2 separate regions of the Homo sapiens genome follow, and region 1 is linked to region 2. A link is a contact called in ENCODE Hi-C or POLR2A ChIA-PET data. All regions are on one chromosome and are shown on one strand. The core of a region is the stretch at or near the end of the contact, and the rest is flanking DNA. Distances in the headings are between cores, read along the strand shown.

Evidence for each region. Hi-C counts contacts between places; a loop is a spot of excess contacts on that map. ChIA-PET counts read pairs that join two places held with the same protein, here RNA polymerase II (POLR2A). Pooled maps may share reads with other maps.
Region 1: a pooled map shows a loop between it and region 2 (4-fold over the local background). The contact joins the enhancer-like site here to the promoter of PRELID3A in region 2. A Hi-C loop is called at or near these places in 4 of 50 pooled maps. POLR2A ChIA-PET finds 5 or more read pairs at or near these places in 4 of 52 experiments (HCT116, T-cell and WTC11).

What each region holds. Positions count from the first base shown.
Region 1 is chr18:12,274,619-12,281,728 of GRCh38, reverse strand. CIDEA (cell death inducing DFFA like effector a) reads right to left here. Exons shown (of 5, transcript NM_001279.4): 5 at 4,134-4,606. The coding sequence ends at 4,459. Among named protein-coding and RNA genes, the nearest start is that of CIDEA, 24 kb to the right of the region's middle. RefSeq lists enhancers at 78-4,032, 4,834-5,457. Within about 2 kb of position 2,473, at least 28 of the 41 ENCODE cell types and tissues checked have a DNase peak (open chromatin) inside an H3K27ac peak, as active enhancers do.
Region 2 is chr18:12,406,427-12,413,512 of GRCh38, reverse strand. PRELID3A (PRELI domain containing 3A) reads right to left here and starts at 5,584. Exons shown (of 7, transcript NM_001142405.2): 1 at 5,506-5,584. The coding sequence starts at 5,537. RefSeq lists enhancers at 4,757-5,006, 4,864-5,523, 5,524-6,185 and a silencer at 5,207-5,786.

The DNA of each region.
Region 1 (7,110 bases), core at 1,224-3,723, 130 kb after region 2:
GTCGGAGTGTGTCCCCCACTGCCTTGGCACATGAGCCCCTGGGGCATGAAGTGGGGGAGACCACTCAGTGGAGTGGAGGCTCAGAATAAAAGGCACTGCACTGATCATCAGATTTTAAAAGCAATAGCTCATGCCCATAATCCCAGTCCTCTGGGAGGCTGAGGTGAGAGGATCACTTGCACCCAGGAGTTGGAGAGCAGCCTGGGCAACATAGTAAGATCCTGTTGCTAACAACAAAAAAAAAATCTAAAAAAAAAAAAAAAAGATGATGAGCTGGGTGTGGTGGTGTGCACCTATAGTGTCAACTACTTGGGAGGCTGAGGTGGAAGATACATTTAAAAAAATGTTATGTTGGCCAGGCATGGTGGCTCACACCTGTAATCCCAGCACTTTGGGAGGCCAAGGTGGGTGCATCACCTGAGGTCAGGAGTTCAAGACTAGCCTGGCCAATGTGGTGAAACCCCAAAAATACAAAAATTACCTGGGTGTGGTGGCACGCACCTGTAATCCCAGCTATTCAGGAGGCTGAGGCAGGAGAATCGCTTGAACCCAGGAGGCGGAGTTTGCAGTGAGTCGAGACCACACCATTGTACTCCAGCCTAGGCAATAAGAGCGAAACTCCATCTCAAAAGAAAAAAAAAAAGTTATGTTGATTTTGCCACAATACAATAAAATCTTGGGGAAGACAGAGCTCTCCTCCTGGCCCACTGGGACTTGAGAGCTGGCTGTCAGAGCTGGAGGGCAGGCAGGTAGCCCCATGGCCTCTGCTGCTGGAGGGGGCCTGGTAATTCTAGCAAGGAATAGCTGTCCCCGTGGAGGTGATGGTAGAGAAAGGTGCTGGCCACAGTTTTCTTTCCCTACAATTTATAACACAGGAGGGAGTGGGAGCCAGGAGACCCTGTGTGGGGACAGTGCCATCCTGGGTGGAGGCCCACCCCCACATGTGGCTTGATGAGCCGCCCCCACCTCATCACATGAGGAGAAAGGAGAACTTCCCTTTGGGGAAATGGACCCCCGTTTTAGAATCCTAGTCCTGAAGAGGCCTACGCCATGGCTTTGAGCTGGGCTCCTGACCTGGCGGGTGGTGACAGTTTCCTTGGGGTGCAGGAGAAGGGCAAGCTGTGGCTGGCCAGCTGAAAAGTGCTGGCTGGAAGAGGGACCGTGTTTACATTTTTAAAATCTGGGCCAAGAAAATCTGTCTGGGAATGGAGTTCCTGGACCAAGTCGATTGGATCCTGATTTTATGGATGAAGACAGTGGTTTGGGCTGTGAAGTCTGGTCACTACAGGTGATTTTAGCCAGAGTCTGTCTCTGGCCATGAGATCATGGCTCTTAGAGCATTTCATTCTGATGTCCTCAGTTCATCCCAGGCCTGCACTCTGTTCCCTGCTGCTGGCAGAAAGTGCTCCTTGAATCTAGCCTACGGATCATGTGGCAGAAACACACCAGGACGCATGCGCGTGGGATGCTCATGGCAGCTACCTGTGTTTGTGCGCCTGAAAAAGAGGTCATAGGAGTGACGTCCAGGTCCATGTAGTGACTGCAGGAGCATGAAACCTGGGCTCATGGGAACCATTTCTTTTTTTCTGAATTGTGATTCTAGAAGTGAATAATTTCCAATTCGAGCTCTTCTGCTTGGCCCCATCAAAGACACACAGACGAACACTCAGCCCCTGAAGGGACACACACGCCACCCTGGGGGTTCAGCTGAAGGCTTAGGTGGAGGCGGCATCCAGGCCTCACAGGGTCCAGGCCCTGAGCCCGCTGGAGTGCCTTGGCTCTCCCCACCCACCCTCACCTGCATGGGGCACATCCTGGTCTGAGCTAGCGGGCTAAATGCAGATGATAGAGAAACTAAGATGAGAACGAGAAAGTGTCACATTTGGAGTGCCTGTCACCTAATCCGAACCAGAGACAAGACAGCCACGCCTGCTGGGACCCTTCCCCTAAGGGAGTGGGTTTCAATTCCACCAGTCTCCTGGCCAAGGGCCCACTGAAGACTTTGACAATAGCAAAACCAACCTTTGCTGCCTCCTCCCTGAGGCCTGGAGCCTCCCTGAGGGTTCTGCGAAGAGGCTGCTCTGTCCCGGGCCACTCCGTGAATCATGGGCACAGGAGACAGGGCGGCGGTGGCCGCAGCTCCTTCAGAAGCTCCCAAATGCCAAGAGGTCCTTCTGAATGTCCTCCCCTTTCCCATGGGGAGAAGGCCAGCCCGTCCCTTCCCCAATTCCTCCCTTCGAACAGGTTGGGCCCCCACAGTTTCCCCACCATCTGGACGTAGGCCTAGGGCCTCTCAGCGAGTGAGGGCAGGGGCTGAGTCAACAGGATCAGGCACTGGAGTGAAAATTCCTTTTTTGGAAGCCAGGCAGTCACTGCCCAGGCCGGTGGAATCCTTGGGAAGTGACGCAAGCCCAGAGTCAGTGAGAGGCAGGAGTGAGCGCCCCTCGGCCAGGCCGGCCACACGCCTGGCTACAGCCCTCCTCCTCACCTCCTCTCCTGCTGGCCCGAGGTGGGCAGGGCGGTCAGGAGCTCCTTATATAGGAAATGTTTTGAAGTCACAGCAGACGGCCTGTGCCTGAACACTCTTTGTAACCCTCGCTCTACCAGCAGCGCAGCTCATTCTGGAAGGCAAGAAGGGATAATACTGAAAGTGCCTGTTTTTTTCGCAGTGTGAAAGAAGAGCCTGTGCTTTGAGGAACGCCACCTCCTTTCCTTTTGTCTGTCCTGCTGTGGGGCCTGGCCCAGCTTCTCCAAGAACTGGCTCAGACACAGTGAGAGCCCAGGACTCAGCGCCGGTCACGGGGCCTCTCAAAGGGGACTGCAAACTGTCTGTGAAGGGAGGACCATCCCTGCCGGGAACGGCTGAGCAGCAGCTGGGAGCCCCGGGAAGGGGGTAGGGGAGGGGAGAGTTTTTCTTCCTCTAGGGTTCCGGGACACACTGTGGTGTCTTTCTGTGGCCAGAGTTGGTGGCTAGGGAAGGAAAAGGCCTCCAAGGCATCATTTCTTAATCAGGAAATATTTTTCTTCTAGCATCTGTTCCCCCTGATTCTAGGAACAGCACCCTATTTCTCTTTGGGGTGGCTCCAGGACTCAGTGTGTGGCCCAGCCTGGCAGAGCCACCAGCTGCTGTGTCTGCAGCATGAGGTGTAACCCAGGACATCCAATGGGGGGACAAGGTGTAGCCCAGAGCTTCCTGCTGCAGGGCCTGAGGTCTGCACTTGCTTCCACTTGAGGGGGTCCCCCCTCCCTGCAGGGAATCAGATCCAAGAGAGTGGGAGACAGATTCTTACAATGTTGTCTGATTGCCTTCGTCCAGCTGTGCCTGCAGCTAGAGATCCCAGCCACGGACAGGAGGTTCCTCGCAGCTGAGCCAGCATGAGGCACAGCTCCACCTTGGCAACGCGGTGCCCCACCTGGCTGCAGGCAGAATCTGCAGCTGAGGGTGCAGCAGTTGTTTTTTGGTTTTTAAGAAAAAGGCTGGGCCGGGTGTGGTGGCTCACGTCTGTAATCTCAGAACTTTGGGAGGCCCAGGTAGGAGGATTGCTTGAGTCTAGGAGTTTGAGACCAGTCTGAGCAACATAGCAAGACCCCATCTCTACAAAAATAAAAAAAACTAGGGGTGGTGGTGTGCACTTGTAATCTCAGCTACTCAGGAGGCTGAGGTGGGAGGATGGCTTGAGCCCAGGGAGGTCGAGGCAGCAGTGAGCCGAGATCAGGCCGCTGTACTCCAGCTTGGGTGACAGAGCTAGACCCTGTCTCAAAAAAAAAAAAAAAAAAAAAAGAAGAAAAAGAAAAAAGAGGCTGAAAAAGTAAAGTCCTTTCACTTTCACAAGTGAAAAAGTAAAAAAGTCCTTGAAGACCTCCACAATTTGAGTCCTTCAGTGTGAGGGCCCCTTTGAGCCTGTTAAAAATCCATGTTTGAAAAAAACATACAATAACATTTTGCAGCTTGTTATTTTTGTGGCACTAATAAAGACTTATGAGAGATTATATCTGTTAGCAGAATATTCCTGGATGAGTTTTGCTTCTATATAAAGTTTTTTTTTTTTTTTGCTGTTCTGATAGTTTTGTTTTGTTTTGTTTGCTTTTTGCTCTTCTGAGAGATAAAGGAGACACAGGAAGTGTCACACATCTTGAAGGTCATTCTTGCGATGGGTTTATTGCAGGAGATGATGGACCAAATGGCTCTGACACATGCACACGCTCCTGGGCACGCCTGCTGCGTGCTCGCTTCCCATGACCCCCAGGGCCCTCTATGCCTCCCCCCCAGGGCACCCTGCCCACTGCCCCCACTTCATGTACCACCAAGCCCTTTCCTTTTCTGGGCACCACTCCTGAGCAGCGTGACCAGCGGCCTCCAAGTGCATGTGGCTCAGAACATAAAAGCATCTTCAACATTCGTCATTGAGCCAAACGAAACACAGTGTTTGGCTCAAGAGCCGGCGACAGCCTGCATCCCTATCCACACGTGAACCTGCCCTTGGCTTGTGACCGGAGGGATGGCCGCTCTTCCTTGTCATCCAGCACCCGGAGCATGTATGTGCCCAGATAGATGAGAAACTGTCCCGTCACCTGGGCGGAGTAGGACAGGAACCGCAGCAGACTCCTGTGGCAGAGGCAGATGGGGAGGCTTTAGCTTGGGATTTTGGGCCAGTGAGAAACAGACAGGATGGGAATACTTCACTCCCCCCACCAAAAGGCACTCGGAGGAGGCCAGGCTGACATTTAGAGCATGGCTGTCTGACTCTCAGAGTGCACGTGTCCCAGGGCTGGCACAGATGCAGCTGCCGTGGCAGTGGGTCTGGCCAGGAGCAGGTCTCTGTGAGCTCCCTGAGGACCCCCTTGCTGCTGGCCCAAGACCACCGCAAGAAGCACGGCTCCCATGAGCCACCTGAAGTGCGGCCTGCTTGTTGAGTGGCTGGCAAGCTCTGTGTGGAGCAGATGGCCGCACCCGCACAGGTGTGCTGTGTCCTGGGCTTCGGCTGCTGGGCTGTTCTAGGGGCCCTGCTACTGAAATCCCTTCCCTTCCTAAGGTAGTAGCAGGACATTCAGCAGTGACTGAGCCCATGGGGATGCGATAGCCAAGCCTGGGCAGCTGTCTCATCAGGAGGGCCCACTGCCCCCAGCACCCACAACAGGGTCCCTAGCAGGCGGTGCCTCCAGTGTGGGGGCTGTCGTGAGTTCCATGGCTGCTTGTGGTGTCATCGGATTTATCAGAGAATACAAATTAGTAACAAGAAGGCTGAACTTGTCTTTCAAGAAAGACTTTGTGGCCAGGTGTGGTGGCTCATGCCTATAATCCCAGCACTTTCAGAGGCTGAGGTGGGAGGATCGCTTGAGTCCAAGAGTTGGAAGCTGCAGTGAACTATGATTGTGCTACTGCACTCCAGCCTGGGGGACAGTGTGAGACCCTCTTTCTTAAAAAAAAAGAAAAAGGGCCTGGAATGTGGTTCATGCCTGTAATCCCAGCACTTTTGGAGACCGAGGTGGGTGGATCACCTGAGGCCAGTAGATTGAGACCAGCCTGGCCAACATGGTGAAACCCCGTCTCTATTAAAAATACAAAAGTTAGCTGGGTGTGGTGGTGCATGCCTGTAATCTCAGCTACTTGGGAGGCTGAGCCACGGGAATGGCTTGAACTTGAAAGGAGGAGGTTGCAGTGAGCTGAGATCGTGCCCCTGCCCTCCAGCCTGGGCAGCAGAGTGAGATTCCGTCTCAAAAAAGAAAAAAAATAAGAAAAGAAAAAGAAAAAAGATTTCACTGAGGTGGAATTTTGGGTGAGGTTAGCTTTCTTCATCTTACCTTTTTCAGTTGTTGTAACTCTCTTGCCTAACTTTTAAAATCCAAGTGTAAAGCTATTTTCTCCTAACCCGGCAAAAAGGAAAAGACAAAAAAAAGGAAGCTCTCCTGGGAGTCAAGACTCCAACACTATGACAGTGACTGTAGTTTAGAGTCAGCCACTGATGGCTCTGAATGGGAAACTGAGGCCACAGAGAAGCCACACACCCTGGCCCACCTCAGGTGAGGCCAGGAGACCTCTGAGAGGAGGGCATTTCCCCTTTGCTGTGCTCAGCACAAATCAGAGCAGTTGTCAAGGCCACGGGGGACGGAAACAACACCCTCAAAGAGAAACGGGCGGCCCTGCCCACAGGGACGTGCAGGGGGCACTGGAATGGCAGCAGCTGCAAAACTTTTCGACTTGAAGACCTTTCTACTGCAATCAGCCACTCTCCCATCCACTCCCTCCACAGAGGTTAGTTCTTTAAGGATCAACGGTAAATTTACTGGAGTAGAAGTAGGTGTAGTTAGAGCCCTGGCAATCATAAAGAGCTTGGAAGCAACCTTTTCATTTTATTTATTTTTTGTTTGTTTATTTATTTATTTTTGAGACACAGTCTTGCTCTGTCACCCAGTCTGGAGTGCAGTGGTGTGGTTATGGCTCACAGTGGCGGATCTCAGCTCACTGCAACCTCCGCCTCCTGGGGTTAAACAATTCTCCTGCCTCAGCCTCCTGAGTGGCTGGGATTACAGGCATCCGCCACCACGCCCAGCTAATTTTTGTATATTTAGTAGAGACAGAGTTTCGCCATGTTGGCTAGGCTGGTCTCGAACTCTTGGCCTCAAGTGATCTGCTGACCTTGGCCTCCCAAAGTGCTGGGATTATAGGTGTGAGCCACCATGCCTGACCAACCTTCTCATTTAAAGATGATAAAAGCAAGGCTCAGAGAAGTTAAGGAGTCTGTGAAAGGTCACACAGCTGATTCCTTAGAGCAGGGACTGCTGGTGTTTCTCTCAGTCCCAGGCTCAATGGCAGGGGTGGCACCCAGTTATGGGGCAGGAACACCCAGGAAGGCTCCTTTTGATCACATGGAATTTGTTTGAATGGGTCTGGGGTATGGCTGGATCAGGAGTCTGTCTTCTAAAAGTTCTGTTTCCTGGGATGCTGTGCAACCAGCCTGGCCTTCGTCTTTGGGATGACGGTGCCCTGGCATTATGTGGAGAGGACACACGCCCATGCCACATTACTGGTAAGGCTGAAGTTATCAGGAGTACAGGAGATACATGCAAAGGCGTGTGATTCACCAGGGTCTAGGTGACCGTTCTGTACAA
Region 2 (7,086 bases), core at 4,335-6,834:
GCTCAGTGGAGGCCTATATTCCAAATGCTTCCAAGTCATACTTGGGTTAAAGACTCATTCATACACAGGACAGGCCAATGGGTTTGTTGTTGTGGTGGCTGTTTTAAGAGATGGTATGGCTCTGTCACTGTAGCCTCAAGCTCCTGGGGTCAAGCAATCCTCCTGCCTCAGCCTCCTGAACAGCTAGGACTACAGGCACAAGCCACCACACCTGGCTAATTTTTGTATTTATTTTTTGTAGAGACATATTCTACTATGTTGCCCAGGCTGGTCTCAAACTCCTGAGCTCAACCGATTACCCCCGCTAGGCCTCAGAGTTCAATACTCTATTCATTATAGTTTCAGGTTTTGTATTCCAACTAAGTGTTAAGAAGCTACCGTTTCTTTTGTCATAACAGGAAAGAATAGCCATAATTACTTAAAAAGACTACTAAGATGCTCCCACCTTTTCCAGCTGCATGTTTGTGTGAGGCTGGGGTTTATCCATACACTTCAACCAAAACTATATATTGCCAAACACAGACTGCAGAAGCAGATATGAGAATCAAGTTATCTCCTATTAAGCCAGATATTGTAGATATTAGTAAAAACAGAAACAGCACCACTCCTTTCACTAATTTTTGGAAAATACAGTTTTTTATTCAGAAACATTATAACAGGTTTATTATTGTTAAATTTAATGAATTAACTTTTTCAATTTATCATTTTTAATTTCTAATATGGTAAATATTGACAGACATAACCCACATAAGCAAAACTGTTTAGGGTTTTGCTAAATCAAGAGGTCCTGAGGCTGAAGAGCTTGAAATCCATTGGCCTAAGTGGGCCCTTGATTGAGTGGGAAATAGACACAGGGCTGGTCACTGCAGTTCGATTTGTAATAAGAGGAAAACTTAATGCCCTTCAATAAGAAAAAGAATAAATGGTGGCACATTCATACAGCTATTAATATCTATCTATATCTACATATATTTATGTAGACATCTATAGACATCTCATATGGATGGATTTTCGAAAAACAATAGGGCTAGGCGCAGTGGCTCACGCCTGTAAACCCAGCACTTTGGGAGGCCCAGGTGGGCTGATAACTTGAGGTCAGCAGTTGGAGACCAGCCTGGCCAACATGGCGAAACCCCGTCTCTACTAAAAATACAAAAATTAGCTGGGCGTGGTAGCAGGTGCTTGTAATCCCAGCTACTCAGGAGGCTGAGGCAGGAGAACTGCTTGAACCTGGGAGGCAGAGGTTGCAGTGAACTGAGATCCCGCCACTGCCCTCCAGCCTGGGTAACAGAGTGAGACTCCACCTGGAAAAAAAAAAAAAAAGGCCGGGCGCCGTGGCTCATGCCTGTAATCCCAGCACTTTGGGAGGCCAAGGCGGGCGGATCACGAGGTCAGGAGATGGAGACCATCCTGGCTAAACTAAAAATACAAAAAAGTAGTCAGGCGTGGTGGCGGGCGCCTGTGGTTCCAGCTACTCTGGAGGCTGAGGCAGGAGAATGGCGTGAACCCGGGAGGCGGAGCTTGCAGTGAGCCGAGACTGCGCCCCTGCACTCCAGCCTGGGCGACAGAGCGAGACTCCGTCTCAAAAAAAAAAAAAAAAGAAAGAAAAGAAGACAATATGACACATGCGTATACACAGATGCGGTAAAGTGAACCTCTGGAATATAGACCCCCTCAGAAGGATGCCCACCAAACTGATCCTCACGGCTGCCTGCAGGGAGGGAGACACAGTGGAACACCAGTGGGGAGGGGAAGAGCAGGCTTCAACTCATCTGTAATGTTCAATTTCTCTTCCCTGCTCCTAGCTGTAAGGCAAGCCTGCTTTAGGCATGACTCCCCATGCCCCAAAGCCCGTCCTGCCCTGAGAAGGGCATGGCCAGACATTCCTGGCAGCTGTCAGAATCAAAGGTGTGTGCAGCCTTGAACCCTGCAGGAAATCTATTTGTGATGGGCTTTGTTATTGATGATTTTGTCATAGGTCTGCCTGAAACCTCAATGCTGGGAAGAAGACATTTTAAACCCTGTCCTTTTTTTTTTTTTTTTTTTTGAGACGGAGTCTCGCTCTGTCGCCCAGGCTGGAGTGCAGTGGCGCGATCTCGGCTCACTGCAAGTTCTGCCTCCCGGGTTCATGCCATTCTCCTGCCTCAGCCTCCCGAGTAGCTGGGACTACAGGCACCCGCCACCACGCCCAGCTAATTTTTTTTTTTTTTTATTTTTTAGTAGAGACAGGGTTTCATTGTGTTAGCCAGGATGGTCTCAATCTCCTGACCTTGTGAAACGCCCGCATTTTTAAATGCCCCTTTCTATATTTTGGCCATATACTTTTAATTTTATTTAAACTACTTTCACCCCTGTCTAGGTAACACACACGTTAATTCAGTGGCCTTTCCCCGGGCTCTCTGTTTTTGTCTGAGTGTTTACACTGCTGTCTGCTATGATGATCTCAGGGGCGGAGTTTCTTCTCAATGTGGACACAGGAAGAAAACTTGATAAGATCAAACTGTTTGTGCCTAATTATTTCTTCATTTCAAAAGTACTGTAATCCCAGCACTTCAGGAGGCCGAGGTGGGTGGATCACTTGAGGTCAGGAGTTTGAGACCAGCCTGGCCAACATGGTGAAACTCTGTCTCTACTAAAAATACAAAAAAATTCACCAGGCGTGGTGGCACACGCCTGTGGTCCCAGCTACTCGGGAGGCTGAAGCACAAGAATTGCTTGAACCGGAGAGGCAGAGGTTGTGGTGAGCCAAGATCGTGCCACTGCACTCCAGCCTGGGTGATAGAGCAAGATTCTGCCTCAAAAAAAAGGAAAAAAAAAAGTAAATGTATTATTTCCAATCAAATGTTCACCTAACAGTACAACAAACTTTTTTTAAGTATAGAAAGAAAAAGAAAGGTCTATAATCCTCAAAGGAAAAAAATCAGGGGTTTCAATGGACGAAACAAGGGGAAAACTACACAGTAAGTCCAGCCAGGAAGCCAGACTTCCAATTTGTACTGTCATTTGGATGCTATGACACCTCATGGTACCACCTCATGGTACCACATCATTCATAACCCGTCCAGCCACAGGCCAATGACAGCATCCTCGGCCAGCCACATTCCACATTTGTCAGGCTTCATTACGGCCCTTTGCTTTCAAGTTCAAAAGTCTATGGCAGAGAATCAGCACCTAGTCCACAGCAGCTCCAGGGATGACCGGGATTCCTTTGGTGGATAGCTGCCCCTGTCCTGGAAGGACATCTGATCTCCATGTAAGATTCCTCACCCCTTCCGAGCACCTGCTAGGCGCCGGGCCCCGGCGGGGTGCCAGGAATACAAAATGAATGATGGGAGAAATGAAATACTGACACTCTACCACATGGTGAGCCTCAAGAAAATCATGCTAAGTGAAAGCAGACAGACACAAAACACCCCATATTGCAGGATGACATTTACATGCAATGTCCCAACAAGGCAAATTCATAGAAACAGAAAAGATTCCTGGTTGCCTGGGGCAGGGGTGAAAATGGGGTAAAATGTGAAGCTAATGAGCATGGGGCACCTCTGCAGGAGGACAGAAGTGTTCTAAGACTGGACTGTGTGTGTGATGGTCATACTTAGCAAAACTTAATGAATTATACACTTAAAATGTGTATAATTTTATGGTATGTAAAGTATCCTTCGGTAAAGCTTAAAAAAAATAAATGGGAGTTAGCAGCTGCAACAATTTTCAAAAGCATCAACTGTGATTTTTCACAGCTAGCTATTCATTTGTGCTTGTCCACAGACATTTCACAAACCTCTAGGGCAGACCTCGGCCATTCCATGAGAAAACTGAGCCCCAACCACCTGGCACTCCTGGTATGCAATGACTTAACTGTCCACAGCATCCAGACGGCTCAGTGATGCCCCCATCCTTGTTGCTGATGGAAACCCACTTGAGAAACACTGCAAGCCATACAAAAAATTAGATCCCATCAAGTCTAAAGACTTCATGAAAAATAATTTCAGAGGTTTTGAAACCACTTGATATATTTTTATTATAATTTTACATGTTTAAAGTCAGGCCAGTCACGGTGGCTCACACCTATAATCCCAGCACTTTGGGAGGCCGAGGCGGGTGGATCACCTGAGGTCAGGAGCTCGAGACCAGCCTGGCCAACATGGCGAAACCCTGTTTCTACTAAAAATACAAAAATTAGCCGGGCGTGATGGCCCACACCTGTAGTCCCAGCTACTCAGGAGGCTGAGGCACGAGAATCACTTGAACCCAGGAGGGGGAGGTTACAGTGAGCCAAGATCGCGCCATTGCACTCCAACCTGGGTGACCCAGCGAGCCTATGTCTCAAAAAAAAAAAAAAAAAAAAAAAAACCCAGCCTGGGTGACAGAATGAGACTCTGTCTCGAAAAAAATAAATAAAAAGAGTCAAAGGATGACAATTTCCTTCCACGCAGTACTTTTTTTCCCCCCAAAATAAAATATTTAATGCTTAAGTGAGGTCAGATAATTAAAAAATCTTTGTTGCTGTAAATAAACATTAAAGAATAATTTCAGTGTGTCACAGATCACTGACTTAAGGAAAAGATACCACTTAGGTTAGGAGGGCACTTTTTTCTTCTTTTTATTTGCACAATTCTATGGAGTATATGTGCAATTTCGTTACATGCATAAATTTCGTAGTGGTCAAGTCAGGACTTCTAGGGTATGCATTACCCGGGAAGGTGTCTTGCACCCATTAAGCAATTCTCATTATCCTCCCTGCACCCACCCCCTCACCCTTCAGAGTCTCCATCATCTGACGTTCCACTCTCCACATCCATGTGAACACATTCTTAAGCACCCACTTAGGAGTGGGAACATGCGATACTTGTCTTTCTGGGCCTGGCTTCACTTAAGATAATGACCTCCACTTCCATCCGTGTGCCGGGGGAGCATTTTTAAACAGTTCGAGGTTTTCCACGCTAGCTTGGAGGCCTTCCATGCCTACAAGTGAGTTCAGAGCCAGGGCCCCCGAAATGCCTTCTGCCCCTTTAGCTTCCTCCAGAGCTCACAGCCCGCCGTGGGCCCTCCGTGAAACGCGCGGAAGGTTTATGACAATCTCAGCAAAGGCGCCAGCTTGCAGGCCTCTCCCCTGCCCTGCTCCCGACCCCAAGGAGAGCAGCGAGCGCCAGGCCCCCGGCCGCCCCCCCGGCTCCGGCCGCCCCCGCCCCGGCCGCCCCCGCTCCGGCTGCCCCCGCCCTGGCTGTCGACCACCAGCGGGGCCTCTGTGCCTGCAGCCAGGCCCCTGCGCACGCCGGGGGAGAGGCCGTACCCGGCGCAGAGCCTCGCCCAGACCGCGGTCCCGGGGAAGCGCGCGTGCCCTCTCCGGGACGCCGAAGTTGCGGTCTGGGAACGGCCGGCGCGGGGCGGGGATCTCCGCGAGGCCCGCTGTGAGGTCCGGCCTTTCCTGGACCGCTCCAGCCGGGCTCGGGAGCAGGAGCCGGCGTCTGGACGGCCCCACCGCGGCCCTCAGCCCGGCCTCACCCAAACACGTGCTCCGAGCTCCAGATCTTCATTGCCGCCGGCGCAGGGCGCGGGCTCTGCGATCCGGGCCGGGTGCTTCGGGCCGCGCGGCTCCGGGCGCGGCGTGGGCGGGGCCTCGATGGGCGGGGCGCCCTTGGATGCCGCCCACCCCGTCTGGTGGCTAGGCTGGCTGCAGCGGCTAAAAATAGCTCTGCGGGCGCGGCTGTGGCGCAGCCCCAGACCTGCGCTGCTACCCTGGGGTGCGCGATGCGCGCTTGCTGCAGATGCCGCGGGCGTAGGAGGCGACGCTCGTCCTTACTCCCACTGTCCAAATTCTCCCAAGGCCCTGTCCAGCTACGCCGGTTTGTACTGTCGGGGACGTGTGATGAAAAACAAACCTGCCAACCCTCAAAACTCCACTGCAGTTTGGGTCTTGAACAAACATTAAACCAGCATGTGAGGCCGGGCGCGGTGGCTCACGCCTGTAATCCCAGCACTTTGGGAGGCCGAGGCGGGCGGATCACGAGGTCAGGAGATCAAGACCATCCTGGCTAACACGGTGAAACCCCGTCTCTACTAAAAATACAAAAAATTAGCCGGGCGTGGTGGCGGGCGCCTGTAGTACCAGCTGCTCGGGAGGCTGAGGCAGGAGAATGGCGTGAACCCGGGAGGCGGAGCTTGCAGTGAGCCGAGATCCCGCCACTGCACTCCAGCCTGGGCAACAGAGCGAGACTCCGTCTCAAACAAAACAAAACAAAACAAAACAAAACAAAACAAAACCAGCATGTGATGTGCATCACAAGCAATCCGCCAAATAGGCTGCAAAGACAGAAATCTCAGCCTGTATCAAACAGCCGGGAGGATGCAACCTACCCCACGCATGCTCCCGAGGTAAACGAGACAGCCCTCCGGGGAGGGGACTCCACTACACCATTTGTCGCAGAGTTCATCCTAAATTCGCCTGATGATGGAGTGGCCATTGGTAAATGCAGTGGCCATTTGCGTTTGCTAATTGCCTTTATCCAAAGGAAAAATGAATTTTCATACCTTTATGACAGGAGGTAGGTTTACAATTTGAAGCCAGGTGCTCTCTGGTAGCTGGGCTCCTACCCTCCCACAAAACTGGGAGACGGGGATGACATTTCAAAGAGATGACTCCCAAGTCCTTGAGAAAATACATTCTTGAGTTATAAAACTGGGGGGAAATCTTATTTAGCTTTAAAAAAATGTACGTGTATCTCAAAAAGAATTTGTGATTACAACTTGGCAAATCCTCTAAGGAAAAAGAGTCTCCCTTTCGCATAAACTACTTTTTAGCTTTGCAAAGTACCCTGCACTGCCACAAACGAAGTTGAAGTGCACGGAAGTGAGATGCTTGTTCTAAGAAGAGGGTACTCTTCTCCAGGATGAGATAGGGCGAGAGGGCAGGGCCCTTGTCTGAGTCGGCTGAGTCTCAGCCTAGAGCAGCGCCTGGCGCCCCTGGGGCGTCCGTGGGCGTGGGGAGCGCATTTGTGCAGTGAGGCAGGGAAGTGGAAGAGCACACAGCATGACCCGAAAGACCTGGGCTACAGTCCTGGCTCCACCGTCCACTCACATTGACCT